Linked DNA regions of Homo sapiens: region 1 is linked to region 2. A link is a loop called in an ENCODE intact Hi-C map of the cell type or tissue named here. Cell type or tissue: PC-9. All regions are shown on one strand. Links, peaks and the distances in the headings refer to the core of each region. The heading gives the core; the rest is flanking DNA.

What was found. Hi-C counts contacts between places; a loop is a spot of excess contacts. Peaks named below come from ENCODE experiments on the same cell type or tissue, not always from the same donor. Only the 100,000 strongest peaks of a DNase experiment are listed, where the experiment ranks them.
Region 1: a loop joins it to region 2, with 11 times the contacts of the local background. A loop is called at or near these places in 8 of 110 quality-filtered maps.

What each region holds. Positions count from the first base shown.
Region 1 is chr7:99,221,982-99,227,354 of GRCh38, reverse strand. No RefSeq gene overlaps it. Among named protein-coding and RNA genes, the nearest start is that of KPNA7, 17 kb to the right of the region's middle. In PC-9, for the core only: no CTCF peak of the experiment used is centred there; a DNase peak (open chromatin) is centred at 2,694; H3K4me3 peaks cover 439 bases; H3K27ac peaks cover 3,294 bases.
Region 2 is chr7:99,160,111-99,165,483 of GRCh38, reverse strand. It overlaps a transcript of KPNA7 not described here. Among named protein-coding and RNA genes, the nearest start is that of SMURF1, 19 kb to the right of the region's middle. In PC-9, for the core only: no CTCF peak of the experiment used is centred there; a DNase peak (open chromatin) is centred at 2,983; H3K27ac peaks cover 2,775 bases.

The sequences.
Region 1 (5,373 bases), core at 106-5,105, 62 kb before region 2:
GCCTCCCAAAGTGGTGGGATTACAGGTGTGAACCTCCATGCCTGGCCAGGTCTGTTTTTAATATCTTTAGCAGCAAAGCTTTTAACGGGCAGATTCTTGTGCAGAGTTCTGGTTTGTAAAGAGAAAAAGTGGAGCTCCTCTGGGCAAAGCTGGCGAGGTTAAAATTGAGGTGAAATTTACATTTTTCTCCACCTGATATTAGGATTATGTGTTGTATAAGTCTTTAAGCTCAATTGTTTGCAATCGTACGATGATCCCCATCCCATCCCCTCCTGGGCACTTTCAGGGCAGTGTCCAGAGATTGGGGAGAGGCTGCTGGTGGGAGCCGTCACCTGGCAGCCAGGGCCTGGATCCCATCTATGGGCCACCCTCCCAAGCCTGGGTCCCGAGGTGCTTCTTGCTTATTCCCATGTGATCAGCACGCTCTGGCTGATGGGGGCAGAGGCTGGTGAGAAGAAACGGGCCCCCTGCCCCACAGTGATTTTGGGAAGGTCTGTTCTCTGGCAGGAGGTTATCTTTCTGTCCTAGTCCAGGTCCCAGCAGGAAAGAGCACACTCCAGTGGGGCCACTGCAGAGCGTTTGTTTATTTGTCTGTTTATGAGAGACAGGGTCTTGCTCTGTCACCCAGGCTGGAATGTAGTGGTGCCATCATAGCTCAATGCAGCCTCAATCGCTTGAGCTCAAGTGATCCTCCCGCCTCACACAGCCCCACAAGTAGCTGGGACTACAGGCAGGCACCACCATGCCAGGCTGATTATTTTTTTATTTTTGAGACGGAGTCTTGTCTTGCTCTGTCACCCAGGCTGGAGTGCAGCGGCGTGATCTCAGCTCATTGCAAACTCCGCCTCCTGGGTTCAAGCGATTCTCCTGCCTCAGCCTCCTGAGTAGCTGAGATGACAATCGCCTGCCACCACACCCAGCTAATTTTTGTATTTTTAGTAGAGACGGGGTTTCACTGTGTTGGCCAGGCTGGTGTTGAACTCCTGACCTCATGATCCACATCCACTTGCCTCGGCCTCCCAAAGTGCTGGGATTACGAGCGTGAACCACTGCGCCTGGCCCAGGCTGATTATTTTTATTTTTATTTCTTTAGAGATGGAGGTCAATCTTGCTATGTTGCCCAGGCTGGTCTCGAACTCCTGGGCTTAAGCAATCCGCCCGCCTTGGCCTCCCAAAGTGCTGGGATTACAGGCGTGAGCCGTGGTGCCTGGCCTCACTGCATAGGGTTTAATGAAGAGACAATTTACTGAGGTGGGGCAGAGTTCAAGAAAGACAATAGGTACAGTAAAGCACCGCCTGCTCAGGCCATAGGGGAAGCCCCTGCACCCTGGATGTGGCTGTGGGAGAAGCGTTGGCCCCCAGGGGCACGGAGCAACTCCAGGGGGACAGTGCAACTGCCGCCCGACCAGACCCAGCAGGGCCGGGGGTGCATTCACCTCTCCCCTCCTGCGCACCCATCTCCTCTCAGCATCTCCTGTGGCCAAACCCAACCAGAGCCAGAAAGTAGGAACCCAGGCAGGTACCTGGGGGGTCAGCCTCCTGGACCCAGGATGGGGTGGAAAAGGATGGCAGGTGGATCTGGAGCAAAGGAAGCCATCAGCTCCTGGCCCCGTGCAGCAAGAGCTGCCCCTTGGTCTCTTGTGGTTTGAGCTTCTCATGAGGGTGGGGAGGTTTAATGGTTAATATTCCAGAAAGTTCCATCTCAGATAATGTTGCTTCTCCAGCCTGGGCAATATAACAAGACTCTGTCTCTACAAAAATAAAAAAATAATAAGCTGGGCGTGGTGGCGGGCACCTGTAATCCCAGCTACTCGGGAGGCTGAGGCAGGGGAGCTTGAGGCTACAGTGAGCCGTCTTCACACTACTGCACTTCCAGCCTGGGTGACAGAGTGAGACTCTGTCTCTACAATAAAATAGTCCAGGCGCTGTGGCTCATGCCTGTAATCCCAGCACTTTGGAAGGCCAAGGCGGGTGGATCACCTGAAGTCAGGAGCTCAAGACCAGCCTGGCCAACATGGTGAAACCCCATCTCTACTACAAATACAAAAATTAGCCGGGTGTGGTGGCGGGTGCTGTAATCCCAGCTACTCAGGAGGCTGAGGCAGGAGAATCGCTTGAACCCAGGAGGTGGATCTTGCAGTGAGCTGAGATGCCAGCACTGCACTCCAGCCTGGGTGGCAGAGCCAGACTCCATCTCAAAACAAAATAAACAGATGAAAGAAAGAAAGAAAAAGAGCGAGAGGGAAGGAAGGAAGGAAGGAGGGAAGGAAGGAGAAAGAAAGGAAAGAAAGAGGAAGGAAGGAAGGAAGGAAAAAGAGAAAGAAAGAAAAGAAAGAAAGAAGAAAGAAAGAAAAGAAAGAAAGAGAAAGAAAGAAAGAAGGAAGAGGGAGTTTGCTTTGGGGAAGGCCTCAGGTTAATTTTCAGGTGGCTAGCACTGCCCAAGAGTGAGTGGGCACACAGAGTGCCCTGCCTTTAAAAATGCAGCAAGAAGCGCATTGGATGGAATCATTGGCTCATGGTATCTGGAGAAAGTTTAATGGGTTTTTCTATAGAAATCAAGCGGGCTTAAATCCTCTGGCTGAAAAAAATTCCCCAGAGTCATGGGTTGGCATTGGCACAACAATAAAAACAGACGTCCCCGGAGTCCAAAATCTAATTTTGATCCTTCCAATAGCCTGGGCAGGCGGGTGGGGCAGATGAGTAATGGTCTCTTTTCAGCAGGTGAGCAAATGGGCTCGGAGGGGTGAAGCAGTTTGCCCAAAGATAACACAATGAGTCAGCATCTGAGACATGGCTCCGTTTCTCTCTTTTTTTTTTTTTTTGAGATGCAGTTTCACTCTTGTCACCCAGGTTGGAGTGCAATGGCGCAATCTCGGCTCACTGCAACCTCCTCCTCCTGGGTTCAAGCGATTCTCCTGCCTCAGCCTCCTGAGTAGCTGGAACACCAGGCACATGCCACCATGGCTGGCTAATTTTTTGTGTTTTTAGTAGAGACAGGGTTTCACAGTGTTAGCCAGGCTGGTGTCGAACTCCTGACCTCGTGATCTGCCTGCCTCGGCCTCCCAAGGCGCTTGGATTACAGGCATGAGTCGCTGCGCCTGGCCCTAAATCCCGTTGTTAGAAGAATTAAATGAGTTCATATATGTGAAGTGCCTAGCACCTATTAGATGATGAAGACATATTTATTGAATGAATGATAGCCAGATCTCTGGGATGGGAACGATGACTCCCAAGCACCGTGCTCCATTTGGGGAGTGGTGGAGATGGAGACGTTCTTGGCATGCACATCCAGAAACCCCCGGACTTGACACATGCAGAGGGCTTGGTCCCTGCCCCCCAGACAGCCAGATTTAGGAAATAGGCCCCTAAGTTCCAATCTCTCCCCTCCCTTTTCCTCTTTCATTCTTTTCTTGGTTTCTTGTCGAGTTCTGTGACGGTAGGTGAGCATCACAAAATGCCCCATGAGCTGCATGGCTGTGGGTAAGTAGTCACTTTGCCTCCACATTTCCATCCTTCCTCCCTCCCCCGCTCCCTCCCTCCCCTCCCTCCCTCGCTCCCTCCCTCCCTTCCTTCCTTCCTCCTTTCTTTCCTGCTTGCTTTCTTGCTTGCTTTCCTTCCTTCCTTTTTTTCCCCTTCCTCCCTCTTTCTCTTTCTTTCTTTTTTTTTTTTTTTTTGAGATGGGGTCTCGCTCTGTCATCCAGGCTGGAGAGCAGTGGTGCGATCTTGGCTCACTGCGAGCTCCTCCTGCCGGGTTCGTGACATTCTCCTGTTTCAGCCTCCCAAGTAGCTGGGACTACAGGCGCCTGCCACCATGCCTGGCTAATTTTTTTGTATTTTTAGTAGAAACGGGGTGTCACTATGTTAGCCAGGCTGGTCTCCATCTGACCTCGTGATCTGCCTGCCTTGGCCTCCCAAAGTGCTGGGATTACAGGCGTGAGCCACCGTGCCCGCCCTTCCTTCCTTCCTTCCTTCCTTCCTTCCTTCCTTCCTTCCTTCCTTCCTTCCTTCCTCCCTCCCTCCCTCCCTCCCTTCCTTCCTCTTTCCCTCCCTCTCCCTCTCCTCTTTCTTTTCTTCTCTCTCTCTCTTCTTTTTTTTTGAGACAGGGTCTTACTCTGTCACCCAGGCTGGAGTGCAGTGGTACGATCAAAGCTCACTGCAGCCTCAACCTCCTGGGCTCAAGCCATCCTGCCACCTCAGCCTCCCAAGTAGCTGGGACTACAGGCACGTGCCACCATACCCAGCTAATTTTTTTTTTTTGTAGTGACGTGGTCTCAAACCCCTGGGCTCAAGTGATCCCCCTGCCTTGGCCTCCCAAAGTGCTAGGATTACAGGTGTGAGCCACCATGCCCAGCCCATACAATGGAATATTTAAAAAACTGAGGATGTAAATGTATATATATTTTTAAGGTTCTAGAACAGCTTAACCCCTTTTTTGCAAAATAGGTGCTTCTCTGATCACCAAGATAAGATCAGATCAGATCACGGTGAGTTTATCTGGGTGGTGGGATTTCAGGTGATTTTTTTTTTTTTTTTTGAGACGGAGTCTCACTCTGTCCCCCAGGCTGGAGTGCGGTGGCGCTATCTCGGCTCACTGCAAGCTCCGCCTCCCGGGTTCACGCCATTCTCCTGCCTCAGCCTCCCGAGTAGCTGGGACTACAGGCACCCGCCACCTCGCCCGGCTAATTTTTTGTATTTTTAGTAGAGACGGAGTTTCACCGTGTTAGCCAGGATGGTCTCAATTTCCTGACCTCGTGATCCACCCGCCTCGGCCTCCCAAAGTGCTGGGATTACAGGCATGAGCCACCGCGCCCGGCCCAGGTGATTTTTTTAAACCTTCTTTACATTTATAAGTGTTGCCTGAAGTTTTTTTTTTAGTGAATGAGAATGACTGTTTTTAATCTGAAATCATAATTAGTATTATTTTTGAGACAAGGTCTCCCTTTGTCTCCCAGGCTGGAGTGCAGTGGCATGGTCACAACTCACTGTAGCCTTTACCTCCCAGGCTCAAGCGATCCTCCCGTTTCAGCCTCCTGAGTAGCTGGGACTGCAGGTGTGCACCACCATGCCTGGCTAATTAAAAAAAAATTTTTTTTTGTACAGACGGGGTCTCACTATGTTGCCTAGGCTTGAAATTATTCTTGATGAAAAGGAGGAAATAAATCCCAATCAATGTCAAGAGGCTCCCTTTGGGCCCTCGCCTTGGGGTAGTGAGGGGTGAGGGGAGTCCTTTCCAGCCAGCTTTGGAAGCCGCATTCCCAGCTGTTGTTTGTTGAGGCCTTGGAGGAGGAAGGAGATCTGTGCCCTCCCAAGAGGGTGACGGGATGAAGCCTTGGCAGGTTCACCACGTGCTCCTTGAAGACCAAACATGGACAC
Region 2 (5,373 bases), core at 299-5,298:
ATCTGTCCACTGCTGAGAGCTATGCTGAGGGTGGGGTGCTCCTCGAGGGGCTGTGCCATCCCATATGGAGATGGGGGCAACTGGGAGACTCTGTACCCTCTTTCCTCCTCAGCTCAGGATGCCCTAGGTGGCAGATCTTTGGCCAAGCATACTCTTTCTCTGAGCCTTTTTTTTTTTTTTTAAAAAGGCAAGGCCTCGCTCTGTCGCCCAAGCTGGAGTGCAGTGGCTGTGAGTAGGGCCTGTCATTGGTAGACATCTGCTAGGTGACTGCACAGGAACCCGGCCATTCCAACAAGTGATCCCAATGATCAGAGCTGCAGATTTTATTTTATTTTTATTTTTTGAGACAAAGTCGTGTTCTGTCGCCCAGGCTGGAGTGCAGTGGCATGATCTCGGCTCACTGCAACCTCTGCCTCCTAGGCTCAAGTGATCCTCCTGCCTCAGCCTCCTGAGTAGCTGGGATTACAGGCACATGCCACCATGCTCGGCCTCCCTAGTAGCTGGGACTACAGGCGGGTACTGCCATACCCGGCTACTTTTTGTATTTTTAGCAGACGGGGTTTTGCCATGTTGACCAGGCTGGTCTCAAAACTTCTGACCTCAGGTGATCCTCCTGCCTCGGCCTCCCAAAGTGCTGGGATTACAGGCGTGAGCCACCACACCCGGTCTGAGACTTTGAATCTTAAACCCAGGGGCTGGGGACAGAAGAAATAGCTCATGTGTCTTTGATGACTCCAGTGGCAAGCCCTGCTGTGGATGTTTCCAGTGGCTACCTGCATCCTGCCTCTCCAGGCCTCCTTTTTGGTCTTAGGTGCTCTCCCATACTCTTTCGAGAAATTTTTTTTTTTTTTAAATTCTTTAAGTTTTAGGGTACATGTGCACAATGTGCAGGTTAGTTACATATGTATACATGTGCCATGGTGTGCTGCACCCATTAACTCGTCATTTACATTAGGTATACCTCCTAATGCTATCCCTCCCCCTACCCCTACCCCACAACAGTCCCCGGAGTGTGATGTTCCCCTTCCTGTGTCCATGTGTTCTCATTGTTCAATTCCCACCTATGAGTGAGAACATGAGGTGTTTGGTTTTTTGTCCTTGCCATAGTTTGCTGAGAATGATGGTTTCTAGTTTCATCCATGTCCCTACAAAGGACATGAACTCTTCATTTTTTATGGCTGCATAGTATTCCATGGTGTATATGTGCCACATTTTCTTAATCCAGTCTATCATTGTTGGACATTTGGGTTGGTTCCAAGTCTTTGCTATTGTGAATAGTGCCGCAATAAACATACATGTGCATGTGTCTTTATAGCAGCATGATTTATAATCCTTTGGGTATATACCCAGTAATGGGATGGCTGGGTCAAATGGTATTTCCAGTTCTAGATCCCTGAGGAATCACCACACTGACTTCCACAATGGTTGAACTAGTTTACAGTACCACCAACAGTGTAAAAGTGTTCCTATTTCTCCACATCCTCTCTAGCACCTATTGTTTCCTGACTTTTTAATGATCACCATTCTAACTGGTGTGAGATGGTATCTCATTGTGGTTTTGATTTGCATTTTCGAGAAATTCTTTTTAAGTAGCCAGAGTAGGTTCCTGTTGCTTGAGACTGAGGGATCTTAAGTGATGCCCATGAGGAGTAGAAAATGATACCGTAACTCGAGACATTATTTAAATCCAAAAGATTAAGTCCCATTCTGTCAAAATAGAGACAGTATATAACATTTGAATTTTTACATTAAATAATGTTAAATAGGTAATATTTGTTATATATAAAATACACACTAGGCCAGGCGTGGTGGCTTATACCTATAATCCCAGCACTTTGGGAGGCTGAGGTGGGAGAATCACTTGAGGCCATGAGTTCAAGACCAGCCTGGGCAACACAGCATGACTCCATCTCTATAAAAATAAAAAATTAGCTGGGCATGGTAGTGAGGATCTGTAGCCCCAGCTACTCAGGAGGCTGAGGTAGAAGGGCCACTTGAACCCAGGAGTTCAAGGTTACAGTGAGCTACAATTGCACCACTGCACTCCAGCCTGGGCAACAAAGTGAGACCCTGTCTCAAAAAAAAAAAAAAAAAAAAAAATATATATATATATATATATATATACACACACTCATATTTATAGTGCATATATAAAATATGTATATTATATATAAATATATTACAAATTTAATATATTTGTAATTGAAAAAACATATTGAAAAAATGGTCCTATGACTTCAATACAATAATTTTTGTTTGCATTTCTTTTCTAGGTTGAATTTACATACACTTTTTTTTTTCTGAGGCAGAGTTTTGCTCTTGCTGCCCAGGCTGGAGTGCAGTCACGCAGTCTCGGCTCACTGCAACCTCCGCCTCCCAGGTTCAAGTGATCCTCCTGCCTCAGCTTCCCGAGTAGCTGGGATTATAGGAGTGTGCCACCACATCCAGCTAATTTTTGTATTTTTAGTAGAGCTAGGGTTTCTCCATGTTGATCAGGCTGGTCTTGAACTCCCGACCTCAGTTGATCTGCCTGTGTCAGCCTCCCAAAGTGTTGGGATTACAGGCGTGAGCTACCGTGTCCAGCCTTACATATACTTTTTTTCAAAGAATCTGATTGGAATACAGATTCTTTTTCAACATCTTAAAGCATTTTTCCCCCTATTCGTAGATTGTAGTTGAAGGGAGGTGGAAAGGTGAGATGGTTTACAAAGATAGGTCTTTGAGAAAAAATTTTTTTAATTAAAAGAGCTGGAAGCCCTGTTGAGCTTAGTCACTGTTGTCCGAGTGATCTAACCTTGTTGGCTCAAAATACTGTCAACCTCTTTTTTTCCTTCTCTTTGCATGACAAAGCAGCCTTTGTAGTTTGAAGATACTAATACTGACTTGCCTAGCAAGGTTTAAAAAAAGGAGCAATTTGCCTTTGGTATATGGTCTGGGTGCAAAGAGATGGTGTTAGTCACCTTCTGGCTGGGTGCCCACCTGCTTAGACTCGGGGAGTTGGGACGACTGGTGAGGCAACAAAGAGGAAGGAAGGTGTGAATGGCTATAGGTTGGTTTACGGTGTGAACACTGAACTGGAACAACTTTGACCTTTTGCATTTGCCCAGAAATTGTAATGTACCTCAAAGAATGCAATTCTCAGCTGGGCATGGTGGCTCATGCCTGTAATCCCAGCACTTTGGGAGGCCAAGGCAGGTAGATCACCTGAGGTCAGGAGTTCAAGACCAGCCTGGCCAACATAGTGAGACCCTGTCTCTGCTAAAAATACAAAATTAGCTGGGTATGGTGGCACATGCCTGTAATCCCAGTTACTCGGGAGGCAAGGTTGGAGAATCACTTGAACCCAGGAGGTGGAGGTTGTAGTGAGCTGAGATTGCACCACTGCACTCCAGCCTGGGCAACAAGAGCAAAACTCAATCTCAAAAAAAAAAAAAAAAAAAAAAAAATTGCAATCTTGGTTAGCCATGCACACTGCGTAACTTATCTGCTGTTTTTTCCTGAAACATGGACTGTGTTAATGATAATGGCATGCATTATAAGGCAGCACAGTTTGCTTTAAGGCATAAAAGAATAACTTGGAGCCATGAGCCCTGGGGTCAGTTCTACTCTTTTTCTAAATAGCCTAAGCCTGGACATGTCATGTAATTTCACTGTTAAGTGCCTCATTTGTGGATTCTTTTCTGTCAATTCCTTTGGGCTTCAGTTTTTTTCATCTGTAAAAGAAGGGGTTCAAGTGTCAAACAAGGCGATGCAAAAATGGTTATCCTCAATTTCCAAGTAAACTGGAGCTCATAAGGTTAGCCAACTTGCCCTTCATCTTTCAGTAAGTGGCAGACAGGGAATCACTAATAACTAATTCAAAGCCTCATGAATTAGTTACTTGCTATATAACAAATTTCCCAGAAACTTAACAGCTTAAAAAAATTATTATACAGAGTTTCTGTAAGGCAAGAATCTGGGGGACAATTTAGATGGTTCTGGCTCTCAAGGTCTTTTATGAGGTTGGACTTAAGCTGTCAGCCAGAATTGTGGTCTCATTTGAAGACTCAACTGGGAGAGGACCTACTTACAATGGTAGTATGTGGTAGTTAGAGGGTTTCAGTTCTTCAGTGGCTGATGGCTGGATATTTCAGTTCTACGCTACACAGGCTTTCCCTTGGGCTTCCTGAATCTCCAATAACAGGGAAGTTTGCTTCTCCCAGAGCAAGTGATCAGAGAGAGAGAGAGAGAGAGAGAGAGAGAGAGAGAGAGAGAGAGAGAGTTTGTGTACATGGGAGACAGAATCCCCAAGACAGAAGCCATGGTCCTTTATAACCTAATCTTAGAAGGCATGGTGGCTCACGCCTGTAATCCCAGAACTTTGAGAGGCTGAGGTGAGCACGTCACTTGAGGTTAGGAGCTCGAGACCAACCTGGTAAACATGGTGAAACCCTGTCTTTACTAAAATATACGAAAATAAGCCAGGTGTGGTGGCACATGCCTGTAGTCCCAGCTACTCGGGAGGCTGAGGCAGGAGGATAGCTTGAACCTGGGAGGTTGCAGTGAGCTGACATCATGTGACTGCACTCCAGTCTGGGTGACAGAGAAAGACTCTGTCTCAAAAAAAAAAGGTGGCATACAATCACTCTGCTATACGATAACCTTGTAGGATGTGGGAGGAGCTATGCAGAGGTGTGAAGACCAGAAGACAGAGGTCATTGGGAACCATCTTGGAGGCTGGCTTCCCTACTCATCCACTCCACCCTGGAGTGGATCATTTGTTCTCATTTGAAAAGACATCATTTAAATGATAACCTAGGGCCACTGAAGTCTCAGCAAAGAAATAGAAGAGAATCAAATGTAAGTGTTAGAACTGACAAATACTATAACTGGAATTTAAAATTTACTGGATGATGGCTGGGTGCAGTGACTCAAACCTGAATCCCAGCACTTTGGGAGGCCAAGGCAGGAGGATTGCTTGAGCCTAGGAGTTCAAAACCCACCTGGGCAACATAGCGAGACCCTGTCCCTAAAATAAATAAAATTTACTGGATGGGCTTAACAGCAGAATGGAGGAGACAGGAAAGAATCCATGAAGTTGAATATAAAACAATAGGAAGCTGCAATTAAACCCCTAGATGCAACTACCAATTTATAAGAAATACAAAAGACAGAGGAGAGGCCGGGTGCGTGGCTCACGCCTGTAATCCCAGCACTTTGGGAGGCCGAGGCGGGCGGATCACGAGGTCAGGAGATTGAGACCATCCTGGCTAACACGGTGAAACCCCGTCTCTACTAAAAATACAAAAAAAATTAGCCTAGCATGGTGGCGGGCACCTGTAGTCCCAGCTACTCAGGAGGCTGAGGCAGGAGAATGACGTGAACCTGGGAGGC